Linked DNA regions of Homo sapiens: region 1 is linked to region 2. A link is an interaction called in ENCODE POLR2A ChIA-PET data of the cell type or tissue named here. Cell type or tissue: MCF 10A. All regions are shown on one strand. Each heading gives the region's core, and the rest is flanking DNA. Links, peaks and the distances in the headings are about the cores only. Region 1 holds the start of NBPF12 (NBPF member 12). Region 2 overlaps PRKAB2 (protein kinase AMP-activated non-catalytic subunit beta 2).

The links. ChIA-PET counts read pairs that join two places held together with the same protein. Peaks named below come from ENCODE experiments on the same cell type or tissue, not always from the same donor. Only the 100,000 strongest peaks of a DNase experiment are listed, where the experiment ranks them.
Region 1: POLR2A ChIA-PET joins it to region 2 with 5 read pairs; 1 of 35 experiments calls an interaction of 5 or more read pairs at or near these places.

What each region holds. Positions count from the first base shown.
Region 1 is chr1:146,936,739-146,939,649 of GRCh38, forward strand. It overlaps NBPF12 (NBPF member 12), which reads left to right and starts at 1,586. Exons shown (of 37, transcript NM_001278141.3): 1 at 1,586-2,274. In MCF 10A, for the core only: no CTCF peak of the experiment used is centred there; a DNase peak (open chromatin) is centred at 1,643.
Region 2 is chr1:147,166,159-147,169,069 of GRCh38, forward strand. PRKAB2 (protein kinase AMP-activated non-catalytic subunit beta 2) reads right to left here. Exons shown (of 8, transcript NM_005399.5): 3 at 1,609-1,775; 4 at 688-781; 5 at 340-460. Among named protein-coding and RNA genes, the nearest start is that of PRKAB2, 4.9 kb to the right of the region's middle. In MCF 10A, for the core only: no CTCF peak of the experiment used is centred there; DNase peaks (open chromatin) are centred at 1,463 and 2,583.

The DNA of each region.
Region 1 (2,911 bases), core at 328-2,827, 230 kb before region 2:
CTTCTGGGCTCAAGCAATCCTCCCACCTCAGCCTCCCACACAGCTGGGACTACAGGTGTTTGGGACTACCAGCTAATTTTGCTTGTATTTTGTGTAGAGACAGGGTCTCACCAAGTTGCCCAGGCTAGTCTCAAACTCCTGAGCTCAAATGATCTGTCAGCCTTGGCCTCCCAAAGTGCTTGGATTACAGGCATGAGCCACTGTGCCTGGCTCGGTCTTCCTCTCTTGAAGCAACCAATGTTATTCGTTTTATGTGGACCATCCCAGGGCTATCATTATTAATTCAGGTGTTTATACAAGGCTCTCTGAGAACTCAGTTTTAAAGATTACCCAAAGAGTCCCTGCAACAATCCAGCCTAAAACGATATAAAATCAGTTTTGATATAACTGAAGTTTTTAGATTCTGCCTCCAAATATCAGATTGTGACATTTTACCTTTCTCTGACTTTATGCCAAATTTACTTCAACTTCTAGCATCTATCGTTCTCATTTAGGAACAAATATGTATTTCACAAATGTGGAAATACAACCATGAGCCAAACAAAACCAAATCCTGGACTTACGGAGCTGATGGTAGATTCCCCAACATAACCACTTGATTACAGTTTTATGCAATGTGATGGGAGTAAGGGACCACCGTAGGGAGGTCAGAAGTTGCCTCTCAGAGGTGGAGACTACAGCTGTCGTCAGAAGGATGAGGGTTGGAAGAATCTTCAGGCACAGAGCAAAGCATGAGCAAAAGCTCTGTGGAGTCCAGGAAGCTGAGTAAATAGGGAATAAAAGAGGCCAGTTTGGCTGAAGCAGAGAGAGCAGGATGGAATTGGTCTGACCTGTAAGAAGACATGGAGAGGTGGGCAAAGCGCCTGGCCATTCAGGGCTTGGTTAGTTAGGAGGTTTTGTCTAAGAGAACGGGAAGTGGTTTGGGCTGGGAAGTGACAGGGTCACATTACATTTTGAAAAAGCCACTCTGCCTGTTGTGTTGAGATTAGAGAGGCGATAAAGGGGATATGGGTAAACCACAAGGAGACTAGGTCAGTAGTCCCTCCACCCCCACTCCCCAGGTGAAGGTAGCCTAGACTAGGGTGGTGATGGAGGAGGTAGAAGAGGACAGATTCAAGGAAAATTTGGAAGGTAAAAACCAGTAGGATTTGCTGATGGACGGAATATAGGAGGGGAAAGGTAGATTATCAGGGATGTATCTTAGTTTTCTTATAGAAGATGTATTTAGTTGCAATGAAATTGTTAATTGAAATTGACTTTAAATAATGGCACGACTTAAAATTATGCAAACATTTGCCTTAGATAAAATTTCAAGTTTTCAAAGTTTTTAGCTGGGTAGATGGCATGGCTTTACTTCATATTTCTTGGTATTTCCTAATCTTGTTAAAAAAAAGTTTTTCTTTTTCTCAAAGGCTTATTTCAGTGGAAGCCCATCTGCGAAATCTGTTATAAATTTAAATTAGAAAATAAATACAAGTGCCATTGACACGTTGGTTATTGTTTTTGCGAGTGACCTAAGGCCACCTCTCGCGGGAGCTGGGGGCTGCCTTCCGACTCCTGTGCGTCTGCGCCGCGGGCGGAGCCCGGAAGTCAGACTATGGGGCGGTGCGGCAGCGCGAAGCCTGCAGTCCTAAAGGCGGGGTCGCTCCAGGCTTCCGAGGGGGTGTGTCTCCCGCCTCTTTAACCTGGCAGGGGCGGTTCAAGTGGCCGGGGAAATCGGCGAATTGCAGGGTCAAGGGCTGGTGCTTTGAAAGAGAGGCGGAGGGGAGAGAGGGATTTTCCCGTCCCCGCTGCGCTCCGTCCTCCATTACTCGTTTTCTCCGCCCGCGGCCCGAACCCGTTGTGCGGTAGAGGCAGCCGGGTCCCTTTAAGGCCCAGCTGCGCTCCGTCCTCCATTACTCCTTTTCTCCGCCCGCGGCCCGAACCCGTTGTGCGGTAGAGGCAGCCGGGTCCCTTTAAGGCCCAGCTGCGCCTGTGCCTTGGGCTCTCCTGACACGGCCCATCCGGACCCTGAGGAGCCAGCGGGCCGCAAGCAAGTTGCTGGGCGGCGGTTGAGATAGCGGCGGTGCTGGGAGGGGTAGGTGAGGGTCGCGAGGCTGCCTGAGCTTCTGAGTGAGCCTGGTGATTTTGGGAACGCGGGACGGGCGACCTGCGGCGCCAGGAGCGGGGCCGAGGTACGGCGGCACGGCTGCAGCCTGGATGGGAAGTTCAAGTTTACTGCGAAGTCCACCCAGCGTTCCGGAGGTGAGGGCGCCGCGCCAGGCCGGGCGGCAGGTGAGTCTGGGACCTGCGGGCGCACAGCTGGGCTGAGGCGCGGCGCGCTGGGCCGCCGCAAGTTTTGTTACGCGAGCGGGGCGGTTGCGCCGGGCACTGCCGGGCTCCGCAGGGCTCCGCCGGGGCCTAAGTTCCCTGCGCTTGATTCCTCGCCTGCCGCTGCAGCCCACAGCCCTCCTCTCGTGGGCGCTGGGGAAGAAACTCCCTGGCGGGTGTTCTGTGGCATCCCAGGGGGTGGAGGGACGGAGCAGCTTCGGGGGCACGTCTTCGGAAGTCCTGTGGAGCACACTGACTTCGCACCCCACCCTCGAGGCCGTTCCTTCTGGGAACTTGGGCAAGAGCGCTCGCGCCCCTGACTTGCAAAGTTGGGGTCTTTATTGGCCTCCGGGATTCTGCTCCTGGCGGTGTCTCCAGGCTGGTGATGGGCAAGCCAGGTGTGCCAGGTCCAGGATGCATGTGAGGAGCGTTTGTAGCGATCACTGAATCACCTCATGACTAGCGGGGCAAGCCTCCAATTAACCACAGGATTTCTGGTAGGTTGGACTGTGGTGTTGGTGTTTGCAGTCCAAAGAGTTGCTGTGATTTTTCTGTGCCTGTCTGTCTTTCTTTGAGACTTCTTAGATTATCTCATTTGGCG
Region 2 (2,911 bases), core at 302-2,801:
TCAAAGGTCAGTGGAAAACTTGAAATATTACTAGAAACAGCTTTTCAAACTATAGGCTGTAGCCCATTAGTGATTATAAAAGATAACATGGAAAATAGAGTGTATCCCATGTAATAAGGTAAACATTGTATCATGAGACTTGTGTTACAATGTGTGTGTTTGTGTTTGCTGCAAATAAGAGACCTAAATGTTTACAGGAGAAAAATCTCTGTCTCTCTCTCTCCTCCCCCCAACCCCCTGCTCTCTCTCTCCCTCTATATGTATATACACACATAAACAACTTTTAGGAAGGAACTACAAGAAAGACACAGCAAGAGAGAGTAAATAATACAAAATTACCTCTACAAGATGTCTCAGAACTTTCCATAGAATCTAACTTTAAAGCATCGAACACCTCAAAATCAGATTTCTTGACATGGATCAAATTGTTAATTGTGCCAAGCTGACTGGTAACCACAGGCTGAAACAGTGAATAGAAAAAATTATTGAATCTCTCTTTCAAATCCATCTCTTCCATCCAACCTTCCTCTTTTACTAAAATTTACACGATTGTTCTCAGCACCTCCACGTTTTATCAAGAGAGAAATCCTCCAGTGTAGGGGAGCAGCTGCCCATCAGTCTTGACAGAAATGACAGCTAAAATGAGACTGCTAAGTCAATGGTTACCCTTGGAGATCAAGGCCTTACCTCTGATGGATCATGAACCCACTGTCCATCCACAAAGAACTTGTATTGGTGCTCTCCCTCAGGGAGGTCCAGGATGGCAACAAAGTCATTATGGCTACAGAAGAAAAAAGAAAGGCAAACAGGCCAAGTTCCTTTTAGAAGACTGAATCTAAAAAACAAGTGGCAATCATAGTATCATATGAATAATTTCCCAGATTCCTAAGCCATTGTATCCCCTGGTGTAAAAAACAACGTATAAACCCATTCTCCTTTTCTGTATCATCTTGGACATGTATTTACCAGCTCCTCCCAACAACGTTAGTTCTTAACCAATATCTGGAAAAGAATAATAAAAACATTAATCCCCTCAAATGGTTCACCTTAGTATAACTTACTTTGCTTCAGTAGAACAAGTTCCTCACCAGTGCAAATAAGATAGGTAGGTTTAGGATACAGAAGTGCCTCAAGGTACTCTTTCCCTGTTTTGGTGAACCTTTTCTAGAGAATGAACTACCATACAAAGGGCCATTCTGACAACCAGTTAAATCACTCATTATTGCTTTGGAAGCAACAAATAACATGACTACCTAAAAATTCAAAATGTGTTTTGCTTTAGTGCAGAAGTCAGAGCAACAAGACTCAGACAGTTACAAAAGACTTCCCACAAGCATAGACAGGACTTGTATGACATAGTCCTAAAGAATGTAGCCATAAAGCTATTATGAATCCCTCTGAGGCAATGAAATTCTAAAGGGTAAAACATCTCTGACTCACTATGAGGTTAAAAAAAAATCCCACAGATATACTAAGTGGCCGCAGAAAAGGGCATGTTCTAGAGACAGTCCTTAGTAGGTGGAGAAAAGTCCAGCTGGGTCTCTCTTCTGAGAAAAGAAATCAGGTCTCTATTCCTGGACCCTTAGATTCAACCAAGACACTTGTCACCTCTTAATCAGTGGAATCTTGGTGCTCCAATTGTTGAAGGACCCAGAGATGAAGACCTCCTTGCCTCCTTCAGACCAGCGGATAACAGTGGGCCGGGCCTGCTGTGTGGGCTTTACGGAGTCCTCCAAATCCTGCTGCCATGATACAAACTCTTTGTCCCCAGGGAGCTGTAAGAAGGAGTAGGTCATCCCTAGAATAAACTGTGACCCAAGAATTCTAAAAAGGTCACTCTCCTCCCTAGGATAGAGAAGGGTGCTAGGCTTTGGCTAAGGATATAAACCCCAAAATTAGCAACTAAATCAGAGTTTGAACAAATTATAGAAAAAGAACTCATCTAGGACCAAAAATGGTCAAATGGCCTATGCTCAAGCACTGCCTAAATCATAGCCTAACTTTTGAGTCTACCTGTGTCACTTACCCTTCCAGAGCCTTAGACTCTCCCTTAAAAAAAAAAGAAAAAAATAACTCCCTACCACTAGTTTAACTCATAGGCAGGCAATTATGATATGCTTCTGAGTCTTTCTTCAGAGGAAAAAAAAATGAAAACAAAGTATGGTTCTGTAAAAGATAATTAAGTCAGCCATATATTTTTATAGGCAAATATGAATAGCTCTCAATTACCAGTTGTAATGGAAGTCAGAGATATCAAAATTCATAAGTAATTCATAAACTGTATTTCAGCTAAGAAGTAAAAAGAAGAAACATTAAAAATTCAAAAACTAGATCACTGATTTCTTAAAACTTGAGAAGTGGCTATGAAATCTTACTTATTCCCCTATCCCAGGCTTATACTAATTATTTCAGGAGTAGGAATAAAAATTCTAGAACCTCAAGAAGCAAGAGATCAAAAATACAATTTCCTTTATCAAAAGTAGCTCTCTTATCAAATGAGGTTTATGGGATTGTAAAAACAGTAACTCCTGTTTCTTTTCATTACTATCCTTTGGACCAAGAGTTGGCAGACAGCCAGTAAGCCAGATGCTTTTATCAAGTGTTATTTGAAAACAGCTCTGCCCATTTGTTTACCTATTATTTTACTGATTGATTGATTGAGAAAGGACCTTGCTCTGTCACCCAGGCTGGAATGCAGTGAGTGGTGTAATCATAGCTCACTGCAGCCTCGAACTCCTGGGCTCAAGCCATCTTCCCACCTCAGCTTCCAGAGAAGCTGAGACTAGAGGTGTGAACCAACATACCTGCCTTGCTTACCTATATTGTCTATAGCTGCTTACAGGCTACAGTGGCAGAATTGCGTAGCTATAACAGAGACTGTATGGTCTACAAAGTCTAAACTATTTACTAT